2 separate regions of the Homo sapiens genome follow, and region 1 is linked to region 2. A link is a contact called in ENCODE Hi-C or POLR2A ChIA-PET data. All regions are on one chromosome and are shown on one strand. Each heading gives the region's core, a stretch centred on a gene start or an enhancer-like site at or near the end of the contact. The rest is flanking DNA. Distances are from core to core; before and after follow the strand shown.

Region 1 (6,285 bases), core at 2,097-4,596, 470 kb before region 2:
ACATTGACCTCTGGCAAACAGAAAACAGGCAGAAGGCGGAAAGAAGAACCAACCGTGTCAGTGCTAATAATGTTAGAGCTTTGGCCCGGCGTGGTGGCTCATGCCTGTAATCCTAGCCCTTTGGGAGGCCGAGGCAGATGGATTGAGAACAGCCTGATCAACATGGTGAAACCTCATCTCTACTAAATACAAAAAAAATTAGCCAGGCATGGTGGTGCATGCCTGTAATCCCAGTTAGTAGAGAGGCTGTGGCGGAAGAATCACTTGAACCCGGGAGGTGGAGGTTGCAGTGAGCTGAGATTATACCACTGCACTCCTACCTGGGTGACAGAGCAAGACTCGGTCTCAAAAAATAAGTAAATAAATAAATACAGTGAAAAAAAATAATGTTAGGGCTTTGAGGTCACTGACCATAACCCTATGCTCCCCTCATTGAACCTCATTGTAATTCAGCACTGAGGCCACTCCAGAAAAATATGTAAAAATCAACAATTCCTCCCACTCTTTTCTATATCCCAGTCCCAGGAATGGACAAGGCCTTCCATTTCATGCATAACCTTCCAAATCTTTCTCTATACATACAAAAAAATTGCACATGAATGTTTGAGGATGATGCTGTTCAATTTTTCTCCAATTCACTTTCTTCACCACTTGATACCATAGACATCCTCCATGTCAGAAACCCAAATTGGCCAAGCATGCCATGGCAGCTCATACCTGCAATCCCAGCATTTTGGCAGGCCAAGGCAGGAGGATGGCTTGAGCCGAGAAGTTTGAGACAAGCCTAGGCAACAAAGCGAGACACTATCTCTACAAAAAAATAAAATAATTAGCTGGGCATGGTGGCTCGCGGCTGTAGTCCCAGCTACTTGGGAGGCTCAGGCAGGAGGATCTCCTGAGCCTATAGTGAGCTAGAATTGCACCACTGCACTCCAGCCTGGCCAACAAAGAAAGACCCTGTCTCTTAAAAAAAAAAAAAAAGAAAAAGAAAAGAAAAGAAATACAAATCTACTCTTCCCTTAATAACAGCTATATAGTTTTCTTTTTTTTTTTTTTGAGATGGAGTTTCGCTCTTGTCACCCAGGCTGGAGTGCAATGGCACGATCTCGGCTCCCTGCAACCTCCGCCTCCCAGGTTCAAGTGATTCTCCTGCCTCAGCCTCCCAAGTAGCTGGGATTACAGGCATGCACCAACACGCCTGGCTAATTTTGCGTTTTTAGTAGAGATGGGGTTTCACCATGTTGGTAAGGCTGGTCTCGAACTCCTGACTTCAGGTGATCCACCCGCCTCGGCCTCCCAAAGTGCTGGGATTACAGGCATGAGCCACTGTGCCCTGCCCAACAGCTATATAGTTTTCTGCGGTATCAATGTCGCTGGGCCTTTTAACCATTAGTTCCAGTATTTCATTTCCATAATATAGGGTCCTAGAAGTGGAAGCATTTGATCCAACTCATTTGTAAAAGCTGTTAGTTAATACAAAATCACCCTCTAAATATGCTTTCCTTTCCTTCCCAAGCCTGGAACACGAGGACTACATGGTATCCAGATACAATTGTAATCTAGCACAGTCTACGCAGGAAAGCAACTAAGCCAGACCCAAAAAAAAAAAATTACATTTTGTTGAGCTCACTTTGTTTAAAAAGGTACATAATACATATTAGGAAAGATTCCAATTCAAAATGACTCAGCAAACAATTTCTGAGCCCCTGTATTTTGCCACCTGCATTTGGTGAAGTTCTGGGGATAGGAAGACAAATAAGACATCACCCTGCTTGTTCACAGCCTGGAAGAAGAGGCAGAGACTGGGCACAGTAGGACGCTTGTGCAGGGCCTACGGAGAGTGGAAAGCCAGCCAGAAACATGGAGCAGATCTGGCTGGAAGAAACTTGGTGTGCACATGAGAAGGAAAGAGAGAGAGAGGGAAGAAGGTGCCAGATCTTGAAGGACTCTGAATGCCACACAAAGGGCTTTATACTTTTTCTCAGAAACTCTACAAAACTATTAAAACCCTTTAAGCTGGAGAATGACAGGCAGATTTTCATTTTAGAAAACTTGCTCTGGCTACAGGGTGGAGAATGGATTGAAAGGAAGCTGACTAGAGAAAAGGATGTAGGCTAAGTTGTCCCAGGGTTCCGCATATAGGGACTCAGCGTGGGTTTCTGAAGCCACATTGGAGAATGTTCAAGGCAGAAGGATGGTGTGGATTCTGTGCCTTATTCTACCTGGAGGTGAGGCCGGAGCAGGTAGAGATGTGGGGATAAAGAGGCATGGTGTCTCATGCCTGTAATCCCAGCATTTGGGGAGGCCGAGGTGGGAGGATCGCTTGAGCCCAAGAGTTCAAGACCAGCATGGGCAACATAGCAAGACCTTGTCTCTATTTAAAAAAAAAAAAGTTTCTTGAAGGTTACTGGAGAATAGACTGATTTTGCTAATGTCATGTACTGGTGAAGCCAGTTCAGGGAAGAGTTATAGGAGATCCCTCAGTCTGCTGAAAAGAAAGTATTGTAAGAACGTGACAGGGAGCACACACTAGGGATCCGCCCTGGGGTGAAGATGATCCCTAGGAGTCACAAGTCTGACTTGGCAATTGAGGCCCTGCAGGACATTTGCTCCCAAGGCCGTCTCTGTCCTGGGCCTTGTCTCCTGATCTAGCAGACGGCCCTCTCTGCTTTCCTTTACTCAGTTTATAACCTCTTTAGCAGGACACAGGGCCCGACATGCCCACAGTCTTTCTGAACGGGAAAAACAAAAACTACAGCAAAATGACAGCTGAAGTTTTTCAAAATAAGAGACCATGACTATGATTTAAAGGATTTGGGGAAAAGATGCATTATATTTAAACCCCACAGATTTCACTGTTACGTATATTTCAAAAATTTTTTCCAACATATCCCCGGAGACATTTCTTGTGTATTTTAAATGAGCCTGTGGACTTCCCTGTTTTCCAGAGACCCAACTCTGAAAAAACAGTGCCCTCAACTCACTTCAAGGAGACAATGGGCTTCTCAAAGAACCCAATACCTGGAGTTTTACCCCAATCCTGGTCAGAAACTTGTTTTCTGAGCCCAGGAATGAGCTCACCCTCCAGGGGTGTAATTCAGTATCGCGTCAACCAAGAGGGATCACAGGACACCCTCTGGGGTGGGCTGAGCACTTCCAGCATACTCCAGAGACTAACAGAGGCCAGCATTGTCGTTCCCCTCCCCCAAAAGGATCAATATGAGCCAGTCGGTGTAAACAGATCCTCCTCTGCACCAATGAAGCCACACAGGAACATCTAAAGGAGAGGTAACAACGCCACTTTGTGAAGCTGCTGGCATGGCGCCATCTTGCTTCTCTCTCCCTAGAGGGCAGGGCCATGGTGCCACCTGCATATTTGTGCAGTAAGCCTCACTACACATTTGGGAAACATCCACGAGCTATTTGAGTTGTTCGTGTGGGGCTGCAGATTCACCCCAGGCAGGAGCCAAAGCCCCTCACATAGTGGTACAAGTGCTATCTTTTCTCTCTACAGGGGCCAGAGATACTCTGTAATGTGGGTAGGGCAGGGTCTGGTCTCAGACAAATGAATGGAAGTGGGGGGGATACGGGCCGGCACTGTGTGTTCTTTTCCACCATACAAGTCTTGAGCCTCACACAAAGACCCTCCTTCAGGCGGCCAGTCTGTGCCAAGTCGGTTCTGTTTTCACACCTCTGTTTCGAGATAAGAGGTAATGCTTGGGAATCACATAACCGAGTTGCGAAATGAACCTGATCAGCTAAAATTGACTATTTTAGGTGCCAAAGTGGGAGCAAGCTTGGGAGGTGTTCAATGGGGCCCGTTTTCCTTCCTGCACACCCAAGAGCAGCACTTGCCTATAGGCCTCCGGTTGGCTGGCCCATTGGCTAAGGCTCAGAGAACTCAGGGACTTGTGCTCAGCCAAGTGCACTGACTTTCACTCACTGCCTCTTAGAAAGAACTGAGGTTAGCTGACACCAGGAAGCCCGCCTCCGACCCTCCCAACAGCCCAGGCAACTGCTCCGTTGGCAGGCAGCACCTGTCAGGAGCTCAGTTTCCCAGACCTTGGGGGTTTTAGGGGATGAAGGCTAAATGTTGAAGGGCCCTTGGATCTCTGGCCCCCTAAATATGACCAGCTGAGACACCCACAGCACAGAAAAGCAAAGTGCATAAGGATGCCATGCACTCCTGATCCATGCTTGATCCATTTCTTAAAAGGAGATGGGAGGACACCCATATTCAGATGTGTAAGCAGAAGCTGTAGGGAGGTCCACTCCTCGGAGTGGCTAATCATGATCATGTTGTTGCTGCTTCTGCTTCTTCTTCTTCTTCTTCTTCTTCTTCTTCTTCTTCTTCTTCTTCTTCTTCTTCTCCTTCTCCTTCTTCTCCTTCTTCCTCTTCCTCCTCCTCCTCCTCTTCCTCTTCTTCTCCTTCTCCTTCTCCTTCTCCTTCTTCCTCTTCCTCTTCCTCTTCCTCTTCTTCTTCTTCTTCTTCTTCTTCTTCTTCTTCTTCTTCTTCTTCTTTTCCTTCTTCTTCTTCTTTTTCAGACAGAGTCTGACTCTGTCACCCCGGCTGGAGTACAGTGGCACAATCTCAGCTCACTGCAACCTCTGCCTCCTGGACTCAAGCAATCCTCCCACCTCAGCCTCCCCAGTAGCTGGAACCACAGGTGTGTACCACCATGCCCAGCTAATTTTTGTATTTTTGGTAGACATGGGGCTTCAGCATGTTGCCCTTGGGGATTTTAGAGGATGAAGGCTAAGTGTTGAAGGGCGCTTGGATTCCTGGGCTCAAGTGATTCTCCTGCCTTGGCATCCTAAAGTGCTAGGATTATTGGCATGAACCATCACACCCAGGTATACTGCTTCTTTAATCTGTCCTGGCTACAGCCCTGCTCAAGCTTTGTCTCCTTTGGGCACCATACCTGCCTGGCTCCTCTCCTAGCCAGCAGGCTTAGGAGGCTTCTAACCACCAGCCTCCTCCAAACAACGGCTAATTACAGTTCATCATTGAAATTGTCATGGTGTCAATCATCATCCCCACTACTCTCGTTGGCCTGGTATTGCTAACTTCAACTTCATAGACCTTGGGCTCAGAGTTGGCAGCCCACACATCCTCCACAATACCTTGCACAATGGAGATGTGTTGAATGAATGGATGGGAAACTGGGTGGATGAAGAAAGTCTTTCCTATCATTGACATTTAATGAGATTAAAGGCTAACTCCTCCACAGAGCTAAGCTGAATGTGGTTTCTCTGAGTTGGGAGGGGAGTAGGGGGCAGGGATAGGGAAGTGGGTTTCATGCTCCTTGCAAACAGTACTACTTGTGTATCAACAGGTAGGTGCCAACTAATGCCAAATTTGGATAGAAAACCTGATAGAGACTCAGGATGTATTCCAAAGGTTAATTGTAACTGATGGCTGCCACTCAGCAACAAGTAGAGACAAGTGGCAGAGCACCACCGCCTCGCCTTCTTTTCTCCCAGACTCCGTGACCTTGACTGTGGTGCTTTCCTGGGTAGAAGGCAGCTTTGCCAGGCTTATGTCACTCTCCCATGTCCTTATTCCCTCTTGCCTGGCAGAACTTGGTTCTCCTCTTGGTTATTCAACAAGCCTTTTAGGAAAGGGGACTACTTATCTTTATTATTATCAATATAATTGTTAAACCATGGACTTAATGTACTGAAAGATCCTGTCCACCAAACAAACTGTATTTTTTATTGTTTTTTAAATTAAAAAAAATTTTTAGAGATGGGGTCTTACTGTGTTGCCCAGGCTGGTTTGAACTCCTGGCCTCATGGCAATTCCCCTACTTCAGCTTCCCAAGTAGCTGGAACCATAGGCGGGAGCCACTGTGCCCAGTATAAACTGAATTTAAGTAATGCATCTTTGAAATCAGCATAGATGACCAGTGTCACCATATTGGGTAGATACAATTCAAGCCCAAAGCAAAGAACCTGAGTTTCGTTTCTTTTCTTTCTCTCTTTCTCTTTCTTTCTCTTTTTTTCTTTCTCTCTCTTTCTTTTTTCTTTCCTTCCTTCCTTCCTCCCTCCCTCCCTTCTCTTCCTTCCTTCCTTTCCCTTCTTCTTCCTTTCCCTTCCCTTCCCTTCTCCTTCCTTCCTTCCTCTCTTTCTTTCTTTCTTTCTCTCTTATTCTCTTTCTTTCTTTCTTTCTTTCTTTTCCTTCCTTCTTTCTAGACAGAGTCTCACTTATCACCCAGGGACTGGAGTGTAGTGGCATGATCTCAGCTCACTGCAACCTCCACCTCCCGGATTCAAGCGATTCTC
Region 2 (5,922 bases), core at 1,816-4,315:
AATAGTTCAGAGGAAGATTTAATCAATTACACTACAAATTGAGACTACTGGTATTCATGAATCGGAAGTGAAAAATATCCTTCAAAATGATAAAGAATAATGCTCAAGAAAGTTTATTTTTTCCCATGAACGCAAACTATTTATTCTTTTCACAGAAACTGATTATATATAGTTTTAGAAAAGAAAATAAGGCCAGGCACGGTGGCTCATGCCTGTAATCCCAGCACTTTGGGAGGCCGAGGAGGGTGGATCACCTGAGGTCCGGTGTTCCAGATCAGCTTGACTGACATGGTGGAACCCTGTCTCTACTAAAAATACAAAAAAATTAGCTGAGCGTCATGGCGGGCACCTGTAATCCCAGCTAATTTGGAGGCTGAGGCAGAATTGCTTGAACCAGGGAGACGGAGGTTGCAGTGAGCCAAGATCACGCCACAACACTCCAACCTGGGCAACAGAGCAAGACTCTGTCTCAAAAAAAAAAAAAAAAAAAAGAAAATACAGCATAAATTGCAGGCATGAATTATGTATCGAAAATACATGATTTATTTCGTTTCTTGTTTTTTTAAGGCCACTGGCTGGGATCAGACACCAGGGTCAGCAGAGCAACAAGCTGCTATGGCCTAGGCTCCTGGCCGGAGGGCTATGATTTCATATGGTCTGATATTTGCACGAATTCCTATGCTCCTGATTGAGGCCAATTTAGCACATAGAGTGGAATAGACTACTCAGAAGCAGAGGCCTATTTTGTGAGAATCGACACTCATAAATATGGTTTCTTTGTATGCCAGAATTTGAATTACTATAGACAAAGTAGTTTATCCAACCAAAAGAAGTCCCACCAGTTGTCTGGCAATCAGAAGACGAAGATGAAGGGAAACATAGGTCAGGTCTCCTGATAAATAACCAGCTTTTAACCAGACCAGTAGTTTACTCCTGTTCCCCCGCCCCACCCCCCGCCCCCAATTTGAGCTGTTTGGCATATGTCATTAAAGTGTGTATCAGGGACTGGAGCTGAAGGTGGAAGCAGCGGACAGGTCTTTGCCAAGTAACACAACTATGGTAATGTGAAGAATGGCCTCACCCATCAATACCTCCCAAACAGCTGGGATTACAAACGTGAGCCACTGCGCCCAGCCTCGTTTTTGTTTTTAAGCCATAACATCTCCCTGCGCAAACTGACAGGCAGCTCACTATTCGTGGAAGATGAATTGTCAGAAAAACATCAGGTTTGACAAACTTAGAGCACATTTTGGTTGTACTTGGCTTCAAAGAAGGAGGGCAGGAAGGGGAAAACCCATTTATGATCACCTCTTCCCATTCTGAAATGCAGAAGTACCGAACTAGCCTCACAGTTCCGCAAATAAGCAAAGGGTAGCACAGAACATATGTTCAAAAGCAGTCTAGTAGCCGGAGCAGTGGCTTAGGCCTGTAGTCCCAGCGCTTTGGGAAGCCAAGGAGAGAAGAGAGGATCACTTGAGGCCAGGAGTTCGAGATCAGCCTGGGCTGGTCTCAGTGAGACCTTATCCCTACAAAATATAAAAAAATTAGCCTGGCGGCCGGGCGCGGTGGCTTACGCCTGTAATCCCAGCACTTTGGGAGGCCGAGGCAGGTGGGATCACAAGGTCAGAAGTTCGAGACCAGCCTGGCCAAGATGGTGAAACCCCGTCTCTACTAAAAATAAAAAATTAGCCGGGCATGGTGGCAGGCACCTGTAGTCCCAGCTACTCAGGAGGCTGAGGCAGGAGAATTCCTTGAACCTGGGAGGCGGAGGTTGCAGTGAGCCGAGATCGTGCCATTGCACTCTAGCCTGGGTGACAAGAGTGAGACTCCATCTCAAAAAAAAAAAAAAAAATTAGCCTGGCATGGTGTCGTGGGCTTCATACATGCAGTTCTCAGGGAGGCTGAGGCAGGTGGGATCGCTTGAGCCCAAGTCGAGGCTGCAGTGAGCCGTTACTGTGCCACTGCACACCAGCCAGGGCTACACAGCAAGATCCTTCCTGTCACAAAAGAAAGAAGTGTGGGAACCATGAATCCTAGTGATAGAATCTTGGATTCTATCTCTAGAGGCGTCCAAGAGCGAGCCAAAGCTTTGTCTGAACACTCAGTCTGACTAAGTCTAGCAGAATATTTTACAATTTCTGATGATTCTTGCACTCTGATACACAGGAAGAAAGTGTGCAAGGAGAGGGCGAAGCCCTGCATTTTTTGGAGGTGCTGGAGGGCAGTGTAGGGACTGCACCCTCCTTTTTTTTTTATTTGAGACAGGGTCTCACTCGTCCAGACTAGAGTGCAGTGGCCCAGTCTCAGCTCACCACAACCTCCGCCTCCCAGGCTCAAGGGATTCTCCCGCCTCAGCCTCTCGAGTAGCTGGGATTACAGTCGCACGCCACTACCACCCGGCTAATTTTTGTATTTCTAGTAGAGACGGGGTTTCACCATGTTGGCCATGTTGGCCAGGCTGGTCTCGAACTCCTAACCTCAAATGATCCACCCGCCTCTGCTTCCCAAAGTGCTGGGATTACAGGCGTGAACCACCGCGCCCGGCCCCACCCTCCTTCTTTACATTGGCTCATATGGAAGACCAAAGGCACTTGGATTATACATCGCAGACAGAAGCAGCCAAAACCTACATGGCAACCAGTTGCGACAAATTTCCAAGGTAAACCACAACCGCTGGGGGCCTGGGTGGTTTTCAGCTCAAAGCGATGACCCCAGGAACGACAAGCGGCCGCCGCTAGGGGGCGCCGCCACTTCCCTGCCAGGCGACCACCCGCGGAGGCGCGCGCGCTAGGCCTCCCACCGCGCCTGCGCTGAGGATGGACACTAGCTCGCCTTTCCTCGACGCCCAGCCGTCCGGGCCGGGGTGAAAAACTGCGTGACACGCAGTGAGCGTGGCGGCCATCTTCGTCTTCTGGGCACGTCAGCTGAGCCGGTTAGGGCTGAAGAGGAGCGTTGCGCAAGCGCACCCAAGACGGTCACAGGTAACTCCCATCTGACGAGCGAGGCGTCGCCGTCGTCGCCGGAAGTTTGGTGTTTGCGCCGCGGGGGAGGCGGCGGCCGCAGCAGAAGCAGCTGAGTGTCTCCTGATACCCGGATGTGAGGCGATCCGCTGGCGCTAGTCTGACCCTCCGCCAGGCAAAAGGAAGGTACGCGAGCGTCCCTGACGGTCCCCGCCGCCTGTGTCTTCACCTCTCTTTTGCCAGCCCCTTCAGGGAGCGGACAGTTCTCCCTCTTCCTGTTCCACCCTCGGTGGCGTGTTGCCTCGCACGCCCCTTCCTACTGCTCCGGTCCCAGCTCTTCGCGCCCCTGGGAGGGAGGTGGGAGGCTCTAGGCTCCAAGACGCCGTCGCTTGAGGTAGGCAGCTAACGTGCTCGCGTGTCCGCGCACCACCTGCCGCTGTTTGCTGGGCGGTCGAAGTTCATAAGGGGTCGTGACCGCCGACGGGGCAGGGCCGGAGTTCCCAGCACTGCCGCGAGGGCTCCGGGAGCCCCGAGGTGGCGCGCAGCCATTGCTAGCACCGGGGCAGCGCCAGTGCTGGTCCCGCAGGTAGCTCCGGGCCCCGTCTCCGCCCCCTGCGTTTTCTCTTCCCGGCGCTTCACCGGAGCCAGTCCCTCGCCGCCTCCTGGCGCAACCCGCTGACCCGGCCTGAGCCTGGAGGCCTCTGCAGTTTGCGGGGCGCGATGTGGGGTCTTGGTTTTACAGCCTTCAGTTTGGGAGGGGAGCGGGCCCAAGGTCATAGAGTAACTCATGCTGCAAATGGGGGTCTCGGCACAGGTAGGGCGGCTCTGGAGTAGAAATGAGTGCATTGAGGGCCGCAGTGAAGTTTATAGCGATGGAGAGAGGCGAACCAAAGAGAATTGGGTCCTCGATTTTTATCACGGGTTAAGATTATTTTACTATGGGGGTTTATTTTGCACAGGCAGAATGGGATAGCAAGTCCAACAATTCGAAGACTACCTCCTCTCCCTCCGCCTCTCAATGATGCGTCCGAAAATCCGGCGTGTGCTTTATTTTCCGGGGCGATGGGGACGCAGCGGGGACCAGGGGAGGGAGGAAGAGGAGGAGGAAGGAGCTCAAGCTTTGCGATTTGAGAAGTACTATGAACCATGTTTTCTGTAGTCTTAGCTGCAATGAGATTCCTTTAAACAGGAATCGCAGCACACAGTATCTAGATAGTATTACAAAACGATATCTCAATAAATAAGCTTCGCAGGAAACAAAAGCGCTACTTGGTGGCATAAGGTGTGGTTAGTCCCCCCACCAGCATTGGCTTTTTTAAAAAAGTGGATAAAACATAGATTTCAGTTGAAAACATCCAGGTTGCAGTGAACTATGCTATATTCACTTTGTCTTCTGGTCAAGTACTTAGTTTCTGCTTTACACAGGACACCAACACGAATAAAGTTTTAAGTTATTATTTTATTTTGAGACGGGGTCTCGCTCTGTCGCCCAGACTGGATTGCAGTGGTGTAATCACTGTTCACTGCAGCCTTGACCTCCCTCCCCGGCCCCAAGCAATCCTCCCACCTCCGCCTCCCTGAGTGGCTGAGACTACAGGCGTCCGCTACCATGTTAGGCTAAGTTTTCTATTTGTTGTTGAGACGGCGTTTCGCCATGTTGCCCAGGCTGGTCTCGAACTCCTGGGATCAAGTGATCACCTGGGCCTCCAAAAGTGCTGGGATTACAGGCCTGAGCCACTGTGCCTGGTGAATTTTTTTTTTTTTTTGAAAAGCAAAAAATCTAATCAATGGAATTAGACATGGGAGTAGGATGAGAAGTGCTTTAAAACGTGCTTAATTTGGAAGTCGCAAATTCAGGCCTAGAGCATGTGAGGAAATGAGGAAACTAGGACTGTAATAGAGCCACTTTTTCCCTTTTAGGCAGAATGCAGAGTATCACTGTTGGGTCAGATATGTGACTTTGGAAGCACAATTCCAAAATTTGTCCTGGCTTACGAGCTAGAACTCCTTTATCATTGCTAACTGAGGAAAATATGCTATTGTCTCACCTTTCTCAATCAATATTATAATCCTGTAGTGAACAAGTAATTGTTTGTTTTTTTTTTTTGAGATGGAGTCTCACTCTGTCGTCCGGGCTGGAGGGCAGTGGCGAGATCTCGGCTCACTGCAATCTCCGCCTCCTGGGTTCAAGTGATTCTCCTGCCTCGGCCTCCCGAGTAGCTGGGATTACAGACAAGTGCCACCATGCCCGGCTAATTTTTTTGTATTTTTAGTAGAGATAGGGTTTCACCGTGTTGGCCAGGCTGGTCTTGAACTCCTGACCTCAGGTGATCCGCCTGCCTCGGCCTCCCAAAGTGCTGGGATTACAGGCGTGAGCCACCATGCCCGGCCAAGTAATTTTTTTAATGTCCGTCCCATACAAGGTGCTGGCATTTAAATTGATAAATTATGCTTCACAGAATAACTAAAAAAGTACCCTAATTAATGAATGCCATTAACTTCTTTTGCCAGATAGTCCTTTTTAGCTTGGTAATTTATTATGCAGAGCTGATTGTATTTATTCTGTTAATGAACGTGACCAGCGCTGCACAGTTCGAATAATGGATTTTTTTGTAATAGTTAAATATTTTTTCATGACTTTTATTGGCAGATTTTTGTACCACATAGAGTTCTTGGAATACCTTCTATTGAAGGTGATTAAAATTTAGGTACTAGAAACCAACTCCAGTAAAATTGTTACTGTAGATAATTAAGGACTATATTACCCCTTTTGTAACCCTGACTTTCATATTTTTCTGTGGATCATTCAATGAAAATCCTTTGGTTCTGTTTTTCCTGTATAAGTTCTGTATTATAGCTGTATTATAATACTGTAGTTACTTTTGGCAAATAAGAGCATTCTGTTAACCCAGCCATCATGTCTTGTCTTTTCCTGAGGGGAAGGGGCATATACATCTTATGC

The links. Hi-C counts contacts between places; a loop is a spot of excess contacts on that map. ChIA-PET counts read pairs that join two places held with the same protein, here RNA polymerase II (POLR2A).
Region 1: a map of Caco-2 shows a loop between it and region 2 (16-fold over the local background). The contact joins the enhancer-like site here to the promoter of ESCO1 in region 2. A Hi-C loop is called at or near these places in 1 of 168 maps with a recorded cell type or tissue (Caco-2). POLR2A ChIA-PET finds 5 or more read pairs at or near these places in 1 of 52 experiments (Panc1).

The regions. Positions count from the first base shown.
Region 1 is chr18:22,067,097-22,073,381 of GRCh38, reverse strand. No RefSeq gene overlaps it. Among named protein-coding and RNA genes, the nearest start is that of LINC01900, 89 kb to the right of the region's middle. RefSeq lists an enhancer at 3,120-3,414. Within about 2 kb of position 3,346, at least 2 of the 41 ENCODE cell types and tissues checked have a DNase peak (open chromatin) inside an H3K27ac peak, as active enhancers do.
Region 2 is chr18:21,597,847-21,603,768 of GRCh38, reverse strand. ESCO1 (establishment of sister chromatid cohesion N-acetyltransferase 1) reads left to right here and starts at 3,065. Exons shown (of 12, transcript NM_052911.3): 1 at 3,065-3,146. RefSeq lists enhancers at 1,436-1,515, 2,840-3,359, 4,427-4,721.